Linked DNA regions of Mus musculus: region 1 is linked to region 2. A link is a loop called in an ENCODE intact Hi-C map of the cell type or tissue named here. Cell type or tissue: heart. All regions are shown on one strand. Each heading gives the region's core, and the rest is flanking DNA. Links, peaks and the distances in the headings are about the cores only. Region 1 overlaps Sirpb1a (signal-regulatory protein beta 1A). Region 2 holds the start of Sirpb1c (signal-regulatory protein beta 1C).

Region 1 (5,391 bases), core at 277-5,276, 430 kb before region 2:
ACTATTAATGACTAACTACTGTTTTAGTAGCAAACATAAATGGAATATTCATGGCCTACCATCTTAAATATGCTGTCTCTTGCTGCTGCACTATTGTTTCTCATAAGGAATAATATGGGATGAGAGTATTGTTAACATGTGTGAAGCTTGCTGATAGTTACTGCATATTAGAATCTGAGTTTGAGGAAAATCTTGAAATTTTGGAGGTGGTGATGAATAGAATTGGGGTTAGGCTCATGAATTCTGACTCAACATCTCTTGTGAATCAGGCACCTAAGTGGAGATGGTGCCTCTTGTTTGAACAGAAAGAGGTTGGCCAGGAATGAGAGGTGGATTCCTTGACAGATCTCAATACTAACTGGATGTGTGATCATGGACAGAGCATTGACATACAGGTCTCACTTCTCTAACAGGACTGGGATGGATAGTGTGATTGTTTTTCATGCTGTAAAATTATCAGGATCAAGACCTAGATAGAAGCATTCATGTATCTATCAGAAAATTCAATGTGAGGGCCTGGCTGCCTAATCTTGTGATTGAATATGATCCACATGGAGACTTCTCCAGGGAGAAACACAGGGAGTCAACATTGGCTCAATCCTTCAGTGCCTGTGAGAATAGGTCTCTGATACAAAATAGTCTCTGACAGTCCCAAGTCCCAAATAACTAGTTAGGCTAAGTAGAAAGGAGGGCTCAAGGGGAGATTCTTAAATCTCCCTAAGGTTGGGTAATAGAATAGATGCAGGAGACCTTTGGTGGGGTGGGTGAGTATATAAACAGAAGGGATCATGTGGTGGTAGATAAAGGGAGGTGTATATTGGGATAAAGACTAGAATAGGGTGTGCATTTGGGAGATGAAGTTGAATCCTATCAATGGAAATGTCCAATAATCAGGAGGGATGACCCTAGTCAAGATGTCAAAATTAGTAATAAGGGGAATATGGAGCCTCAACTGGCCATCACATATATGATATGCTTAAGATTTTATGGTTGAATAATGTCATCCAAAAAGTAAATAAGAACTTTGTTTAAATTTAGGAATTAAAATATATTATAATATATTTTTATATCATATTATATGTAATAAAATATGTCCTCTTGAAGAGCAGGAACTTAATTAATCCATGAATCACCTCTCTGGACCCTGAGTTATATTAATTTTATGTTTGATTTAATACTTTCCTATAAAGTTTGTGATTTCACACAACAGATATTTATCATTTTATCCTTTGTGGTTCAAATTTGTTGAGTCAAGGTAAAGAACATGGATTCACATATACCCAATGTCCAGGTGGGCCAGTTTCCGAGTTTCTGTCTTTGAACATGGTTTGGTCTCTCGAGGGTACTCTCCTATATCATCTGTCTTCTCATCACTGCACCTAGTTTACTGAGTCACTCTGAGTCTCACAACTCTGACAATTCAGATCCCTTCTTCCCTGGGCTTTGATGATCAGGAAAGACTGTCCTGTACTGAATTTATTACCCTATGCTACTTGTCCAGAACTATACAATCTTCATTTAAAATATGAAAAGAGCAAAGGGAACATAGGAAAAGCCATAAAGTGAAGTGTATATATAGCAAAATAAGAACACCTGTAAGCAGTAACCAAATGTATGTTAATTTACACATTAAACTTACAAGATATACAGAGGATTTGAGCATTTTATGAAAAAATACAAATATAGAAATGGAAACAGTAACATTATTAGTCAGCAGTTCAGGGACAATAGTCAAAAACTGGGAAGAAAATAAATAATTTGGAATGTGGGCATATTATTGAAAATATATTGTCTTTCATACTGCTAGTTTGAAAAAATAAAAGTATAAATCTAACATTGTGAACTAATTCCTTTGATATGAACTCAGAGCGAATCACACAAGTACACATTATGATAGAACTGGCAAAAGCTGACTACAAATCTGAGATAGAGTGAGAAATATAAGTTTCTTGGAGCAGGAAGAGAAATGTATGAATTTATACTCACTTCCTGAAAGGGGAAACCTCTAGCACATAGCACATCCACACTTCTTCTCAGGTTCTTTGGTCCAGAGTTATGATAAAGTAAACCTATGTATATTAGGGTCCTTTCTACACATGTTTCTTACTTTTTCACAGAGTATTAGAGTCTTCAGACCTGTAGGAGAAATGAAGGATGAAAGAGAAAATGTAGTACTTACCAAGGACTAACAACTCAGTGCCACCTCCAGACTGAATCTCAATGTCAGGCTCTGATGATCCTCTCTGGAACTTCACACAGTAGTAGGTACCCGAATCAGCAGGAGTGACATTACTGATACGGATGGAAAAGTCCATGTTGTTTCTCTTTGTAACATCTGAAACATTTGTTATTCGGGGGGAATGTTCTCCTGTGAACGGGTATATCAAGAGTCGACTTTGTCCTACACCCCTATACCACCTTATGGGCCCCACAGGGAGGAGGGATGTCACTGTGCAGTTTAGAGTGGCTGACCCTCCAGCACCAACAAAAAATGATTTAACAGGTTGGATCACTTTCAGCTCTCTCACAGCTGCTCCTGCAGAAAACATCAGTTAGTTTTCATCTTGATGTAGAACCACAGGTTCCTCAAGTTTGTAATTAAAGAAAAAAAGAAAAAAACGTGTTACTCACTAGAGCTCAGCAGGTACATGAGCATAGTTCTTCTAACTTGTGCATTTTAATACAAGATCGTAGTACAGAAGAGAAAATTGAATAACAGATACTTGCAACTTGGAAAGATTCTAATTGAAGCCCTAATTTTGTTAAGATTTAGCATGCTTCATCCAGTATTTGCTTCTGTTTCCTTTTCTGTGAATGTGGTCTAGGGAAATTCTGTTACAATAGTGTTGAATGTGATTATGTGACTCTTTTACACCAAACAGACATAAATTTAAGTATTTAAGTATAGTGACTTATACATTTGATTACAAAATCCTTATGATAGCATTTGCTGTATCATGTAGAGTGATGGTGTCATAGATAGGTTCTAATAACTTGCTCTCATCCATTATCTGAACCCTTCAATTCCCACTTCCTTGATTTAGAGCCCAAAGAAACAATCTCACACCTAACACAAAACTAAACCTCCTGACATACTTTACTTTCCCCCTGTCCACAGTTCCACTACTCAGGTGAACATTCACTGTACAGGTTCTGGCCATACCTTCCACAAAATGTAAGCACCCTACCTACAGACTGAACATGCCACTCCCTTGGTTTGGAAGCCATGTCCCTAGCCACTGACACCTTCCCCTACACACTGACCCTGCCACATTTTTATACTGTACTCTTCCCTATTAGGACAGAGATTTACTCCTTATGTGCACAGCACACAAGTCAGAAGAGGTAAGATCCCCACTTGCAATCTGAGCCTCATAATCCCTCCTTTCAGAACTAAATGACTGAAACTTTTGACACCTTGACCATCACTTTGCCTATGCTTCAATATGTTGTTACATGGTTTGCCTTAGGAAGCTCTGCCTCATCCAATCCTTCAACCATCCCTCCATCTATCAATCCACCCATCCATTTGTCCATCCATCTGTCTGTCCATCCATCCATCCATCCATCCATCCATCCATCCATCCAAATGTATATGTCTCTTGGTCTATATGTATGTGTGAAAGTAAATGCATGCATATAAGCATGTGTGAGTGCTTGTGGAGCTGATTGTGGCACAGTCAAGCCCAGCCAGAGTGTGGGTATATATATATATATATATATGTATATATATATATATATATATATATATATATATATATATATATATATCCACATTTGCCTGTTGAAAGGATTTTACTTCCTTTCCTTTCCTTTCTTTCTGGTTCACAAAGAGTTAACCAGCTTAGCCATAGAGGCTTCCACCTGCCTGGACCTGGAAGAAAGCAATAGCAATAAAATTTCACTTAATTCTGAACTGCTAGAAAGCAGGTATTAATTGTCCAAGCCAGTGGGTTTTAAACACAGAGTAAGCAAGAAAAGTTTTAGAATTTTTTAGAAGTTATATGCAACAATCCAGTATAGTTAGGGTGAGAAAAGGCCAGAAACAACCAGTCTTCAAAACTGCCTTTATATCAAATGATGTGTCCCACTTTAAATCATTCCAGGGTAGGCTGGCTCTTGGCACCAACACACAGTTATATTTCCCAACCATCCCATAGCCCCACACTCCTGTTATTAATGTAGATATTCATTGCTCAGTTGAAGGCCATGATAGCTAGAAGAAGTAAAAGTCATACCTGATATATTAACCCTCCTACTCTCTCAGTTTGGAAGTCATGGCCTAAGCCACGGATACCTCCTGCTCTCCGCTCTCCCCTGCCATGAATCTTCCCCTATTAGGACAGACAATGGCTATCTGGGTGTAGGCTACACACTTAAGAAAAGATATGATCCCCACCTGCCATCTGAATCCACCAACAACTTCTATTCAGCGTAAAAAGACCTAAGCTTCTGATACTTCATCTTCTAACAGCTCTCTGTTGCCATAACTCATCTATACATAGATGGATAGTGTATTCTTATGTATAGGCCATATCACACAGAAGAAAAAAGATGGAACAAATGTCATACTAACTACCAGAAATCTAGCCTCCATCTCTACTGAGATTTCCTGCTGAACCAAAGGTCATGTTGGGTACAAGGAATATAGACTACAAAAATCAGAAGACTAACAAGGAAAGAAAAGCAAGGAACAAATCACTATCCAACAACAACAAAGTAAGAAATCTGCTCCTAGAGTGATATTCATTCTAAATCCAGAGATGCAAGTGTAAGAACATAATGAACAACAGCCATGATAATACAAGGCATAACCAGAGTCCAGGTATCTTACTACACCAATCCATAAATATTCCAAAATTGCTAAAGCATAAAAAATGATCATAAATCCAACTTTATGAAAATGATAGATATCCTTAAAGAGAAAATAAATGGATGAAATGGAATGGATGAAACTAACAAAAAAAAAAATCCTGATTATGGTAACCTAGACCTAAAATGATTGCATAATATGTACTCACTTATAAGTCGGTGTTAGCTGTAAAATAAATTATAATCATGCTAAAATCCAAAGACCCACGAGCTAAGTAAAAAGAAGGGCTAGTCTACTACACCAATCCCTGACTATTTCAACACAGCTAAATCATAACAAAAATGATCATAGGCCCTGAACAACTTGAAATACCAGGGGAACCTCCATTCTGCATCCACCTCTCACACTGCCTTCATCAGTAATGCAGGTCCTGAGCCATATAGGTAAGCTTCCCTTTACAATTCCATCTTCACTGCTTGCTGAGCCCTCTGTTCTAAGCCAAGATGTAATGACAAGCTGGTATCTCAGGGAGACCTCCATTCAGCTGCCACCTCTCCCCTCACTGTCACCAGACCTCC
Region 2 (5,391 bases), core at 220-5,219:
ACACCAGTCAAAACGGCTAAGATCAACAACTCAGGTAACAGCAGATGCTGACAAGGATGTGGAGAAAGAGGAATATTCCTCCATTACTGGTAGGATTGCAAGCTGGTACAACCACTCTGGAAATCATTTTGGTAGTTCCTCAAAATATTGGGCATAGTACTACCTGAGGACCCAGCTATACCACTCCTGGGCATGTACCCAAAATATTCGCCACAATATAACAAGGTACATACTTCACTAAGTTCAAAGAATCCTTATTTACAATAGCTAGAAGCTGGAAAGAACCCAGACATCCTTCAACAGAGGAATGGATCCAGAAAATAAAGTAAATTTACACAATGCATTACTACTCAGTTATTAAAATAATGACTTCATGAAATTCTTAAGTAAATGGATAGAACTAGAAATTATCATTCTGAGTGAGGTAACCCAATCACAAAAGACCACATATGGTATTCACTCACTGATAACTGGATATTAGCCCAAAGGCTCAAATACCCAAAATATAATTCATAGACCACATGAAGCTCAAGAAGAAGTGTGAGTGCTTCAGTCCTTAGAAAGGGGAAAAAATGCCCATATTAGCAAAAACAGAGACAAAGTATGTAGCAGAGACTGAAGCAAAAAGGTCATCCAATGAATTCTCCACCTGGAGATCCATCCCATATGAACTCACCAAACCCAGACACTTTTGTGGATGCCAAGAAGTGCTTGCTGACAGTAGCCTGATATAGCTGTCTCTATAGAGGGGCTCTGCCAGAGCCTAAGAAATACAGAGGCGAATGTTCACAGCCAACCATTGGAATGGGGTCCTCAATAGAGGAGTTAGAGAAAAAACTGAAGGAGCTGAAGTGGTTTGCAACTCATTAGGAAGAACCACAATATCAACCAACCAGAGCTCCCAGGAAATAAACCATCAACCAAGGAGTACACATGGTCCCATGGCTTCAGCCACATATGTAGCAGAGGATGGCCTTGTCTGGCACCAGTGGGAGGAGAGACCCTTGCTACTATGAAGGCTTGAGGCCCCAATGTAGGGGAATTTGACGGCAGGAAAATGGGAAAGAGTGTGTGGATTGGGGAACACGAACATAGAAGCAGGGGGAAGGGTATAGAACAGGGGGTTTCTGGTGGGGGATGACTGGGAAATGGGATAACATTTGAAACATAAATAAAGAAAATATCTAATAAAAATCTGACTGTATCTGTGAACAATAAAGAATACATTCGTCTAGTAATTATCACAGAGAGTAAGCCACATGCATGCACATTTTATTATCTTTTGTATAACACCTTTATTAAATTCATTTTCTTTCAAACAAAACAAAACAAAACAAAACAAAACAACAACAACAAAAAACAGATAAACTGAATCTCATCAAAGAGAAAGTAGGAAAGAGCCTCAAATACATAAGCACCAGAGAACAATTCCTGAACAGAATATTAATGGCTCAGGCTCTAAGATCAAATATTGACAAATGAGATCTCACAAAAATTGAAAAGCTTCTGTAAGGCAAAAGACACTTTCAATAGGACAAATGGCAACCTAGATTGGGAAGAATCTTAACCAACCCTACATCTGATAAAAGATTGGAAATATTGGGAAAAATCTTTACCAAACCTACAAGTGATTAAAAGCTTATATCCAGAATATAGAAAGAACTCAAGAAGGTAAACTCCAGATAATAAAATAACGCTATTGAAAAATGAGGTACAGAGCTAAACAAAAAATTCTTAACTGAGGAATCTCAAATGGTCAAGAGGAACCTAAAGTAATGTTCATCATCTTTACTTTCTGGGTAATGAAAATCAAAATGACACTGAGATTCCATCTCACAACAGTCAGAATAGCTAAAATAAAAATTCAGGTGACAGCAGATGCTGGCAAGGATGTGGAGAAAAAGAAACACTCCTCCATTGTGGGTGGGATTGCAAGCTGTTACAACCACTCTAGAAATTAGTCTGTGGTTCCTCAGAAAACTGGACATAGTATTACCAGAGGACTCAACTCTACCACTCCTAGGTATACACTCAAAAGGTGTTCAGACTTATAAAAGTACACATGTTCCACTATGTTCATAGCAGCCTTATTTATAATAGCCAGAAGCTGGAAATAACCTAGATGTCCTTCAACAGAAGAATGGTTACAGAAAATGTGGTACATTTACAAAATGGAGTACTACTCAGCTATTAAAAACAATGACTTCATGAAATTCACAGGCAAATGGATGGAACTAGAAAACATCATCCTGAGTGAGGTAGCCCAATCACAAAAGACCACACATGGTATGTACTCACTGGTAAGTAGATATTAGGTAAAAAGCTCAGAATACACACAATAAAACTCCCAGATCATATGTAGCTGGAAAAGAATGAAGACCTAGGTATTGATGCATCAGTTCTTCTTAGAAGGGGAAACAAAATAATCAGGGGAGGTAGATAGAGGGAAGGAGAGACCTGGGAGGGAAGGAGGGAGGGAGGGAGGGAGGGAAGGAAGTAGGAAGAGGAGGAGGAGGAGGAGGTAGAGGAGGAGGAGGAGGAGGAAGAGGGAAAAAGTGACAGGATTGGGTATAGGAGTAGAAATACAGAGGGTCAGGAAAACGAAAGGATATGTGAAGCAACAGCAAATGGAGAACTGGGTGTAGCCAGTTGAAAGTGCCAGATTCCAGGAATGCAAGAGGCTCTCAAGACCCAGTAGGAATGGCATAAGCTGAAATACCCAACAAAGGTGAGAACCTGTAGAGACTATATCCAGAGGTTAGGCACAGCCCCCAGTTGAGGGATTGGCAACCCACCCATCTCAAAAATATTAACAAAGAATTGTCCCTGTCCTGCAGGGATAAAGAATGGAGCAGAAACTAAAGGGAAGGCTATCCAGAGACTGCCCTACCTAGTAATCCATCCCATCTGCAGACATCAAACCTAGACACTACTGCTAATGCCAAGAAGTGCTTGCTGACAGGAGCCTGTTATAGCTGTCCCCTGAGAGGCTCTGTCAGAGCCTAACCAATATGTATGAGGATGCTCACAAACATTGGACTGAGCACAGGGACCCACAATGGAGGAGTTAGGGGAAGGACTGTTGAAGCTGGAGGGGTTTGCAACCCTATAGGTAGAACAGCAATTTCAACAAACCAGAGCTCCCCAATCCCAGAGCTCCCAAGGACTAAACCGCCACCCAAAGAATACACAAGGAGGGACACATAGCTCTAGCTGCTTATACAGCAGAGGATTGCCTTATCTGATATCAATGGGAGGGGAGCCTCTTGGTCTTACGGAGGCTTGATGGACCAGTGTAGGGGAATGCAAGGGTCGTGAGATGGGAGTGGGTGGGTGGGTGGGTTTGGGAGCACCCTCATACAAGCTGGGGGGAGTGGTATAGGGGTTTACAAAGGGGAATCTTGGAAGACAGATAATATTTGAAAAGTAAATAAATAAAATAATCAATAAATAAAAAGAAAGAAAAGAAAAAGAAAAACCTGACAACATACTGGCACCATGCAGGTTATTACTAGTCCTGTTTGAAACAAATAGAAGGAACTAAAGCTCACTGGAGAGGGTCATGAAGAGCAGGGATATGTGGAAAACTGTTATAGATGAATCATTTCTACTCAATGTATCAAAGCTATAAGCTCACATTCCAGTTCAGGCAGTGCTCAAAATTCTGGCTCTATTATGTGAGACAATATTCTTACCTCTCCTGTGACAGTTCAGATAATTAACTGGAATCCTTTACTTTCAATGGTAAGAGTAGCTCTGAAGCAGGGAGATGATTCTATTGTTGGGGCATGCTCACCTTTAAGTCCCAGAAGCAGGATCAACAGCAGGACACAGTGAGGAATGTGGGTCCAGGCATCTAGGAGAAGCATGGTTGGTGTTAAGAACCCTGTTGGGACCAGAATCAGTTCTCATGAGATCTCAGGTTCTTACACGTAGAGAAAGGAAGTATTGTGACTTGTTCTGCATAAAGATCACTTCAATGTTATGTGAAAACAGGAACCATACTGCTTATTTTGAAATAGCTAAACAGTGTTGCATACAGCTTCAGGGAAGGAGTTCAGATTTACCATTTGTTTTTAGAGGGACTCAGATATGCATAACATAATCCTTTCTCCTTCTTTTGACCCTGAGCTTGTGCCATGTTGTCTCGAGTGTCTTGTCTTGGTAACACACCAGTTAGAATCCAGTACAAAAGAATGTTTCCCAAACACCTAAGATACTAGATGTTGTTGATTTGTGTCATATTCTTTTTCAGTGTCACATAAAGTTCTATCTCATATAATATTTGTAAGATCAGCCCAATGCTGGAATAAACCAGTGGTTCTCTGGGAATGATCCCTTGGATGTCCTTTACTGATATCAGTAAATGTAGTCCAAGAGAAACTTAGGAATCTTTTTGCTACACAAGCACAGTAAATTATGTTATAATTAGTATCAATTGCCAACTTCTCACAGAAGAAGGAAGCCACAAGAGACATCAGTGAGAAATTGTTGAAGTCTGACTATATCTTAGCCCATCTGTAAGGGATTATCTCAAGTTAACTGATTTGGGAAAACTCATCTTAATTTTGTGTCAAATATTGTCCTACATAGAGCATCTTGAAGTGTAAAATAGAGCCAGTAGAATACTAGCATGCATGCATTAATACATTGGTCTCTGCTGCTGTCTGTGGATATAATGTGACATCCTGAGTCAAGATCTTGCCACCCTGACGTCTTTGCAATGGAGAACTGTTATTTGGAGTTCTAAGCCCAAAAAAACCCATGATCTCTTAAATTGTCTTTGGCAGGGTATTCAGTCATATCATTTTGATTTCTTCTAGATAGCAAATTGGAACACTTTAGTAATTATATGCTTAATGGAGTTTGAAATGGTAAACTGCAAAGAATATTAAATAGCTTATTTTTGGAGCCAGGGAGGACATAGTGACACAATGATGTCAGAGTCCATTTTAGAAAGAAATAAGATATTTCAATTCTTACTCTATGGAGATAGGAACTAGGGAAAGAGGGGTATAAGTGCCTTCATCAATCTCAGATATGTTTGTAGGTTAATGAGCAGGAAAGCTAAGCCTCAAGATACAATTTATTTCCTGTAATGCATATATAAGAGCTGATTGCCAGATACGGCAATCCTCTGCTACATATCCAGCTGTAGCCGTGAATCCTCCCATGTGTACTCTTTGGTTGGTGGTTTAGTCCCTGCTTATCAGACATCAATGGGATGGTAGCCATTTGGTCCTGTGGGGGCCCAATGACCCAGCGTATGGGAATACTAGGGTGCTGAGGTGGAAGGTGGGTGGGTAGGGGAGCCTCCTCATAGAGGCAGGGGAGGGGGATGTGATGGAAGAATTGTGGAGGGGAAATGAAAGCAGGATACCATTTGAATTG

What was found. Peaks named below come from ENCODE experiments on the same cell type or tissue, not always from the same donor. Only the 100,000 strongest peaks of a DNase experiment are listed, where the experiment ranks them.
Region 1: a loop joins it to region 2, with 12 times the contacts of the local background. A loop is called at or near these places in 16 of 42 quality-filtered maps.

What each region holds. Positions count from the first base shown.
Region 1 is chr3:15,414,658-15,420,048 of GRCm38, forward strand. Sirpb1a (signal-regulatory protein beta 1A) reads right to left here. Exons shown (of 6, transcript NM_001002898.1): 2 at 2,180-2,536. Among named protein-coding and RNA genes, the nearest start is that of Sirpb1a, 9.1 kb to the right of the region's middle. In heart, for the core only: no CTCF peak of the experiment used is centred there; no DNase peak of the experiment used is centred there.
Region 2 is chr3:15,844,545-15,849,935 of GRCm38, forward strand. It overlaps Sirpb1c (signal-regulatory protein beta 1C), which reads right to left and starts at 3,943. Exons shown (of 6, transcript NM_001173459.2): 1 at 3,797-3,943. The coding sequence starts at 3,869. In heart, for the core only: no CTCF peak of the experiment used is centred there; no DNase peak of the experiment used is centred there.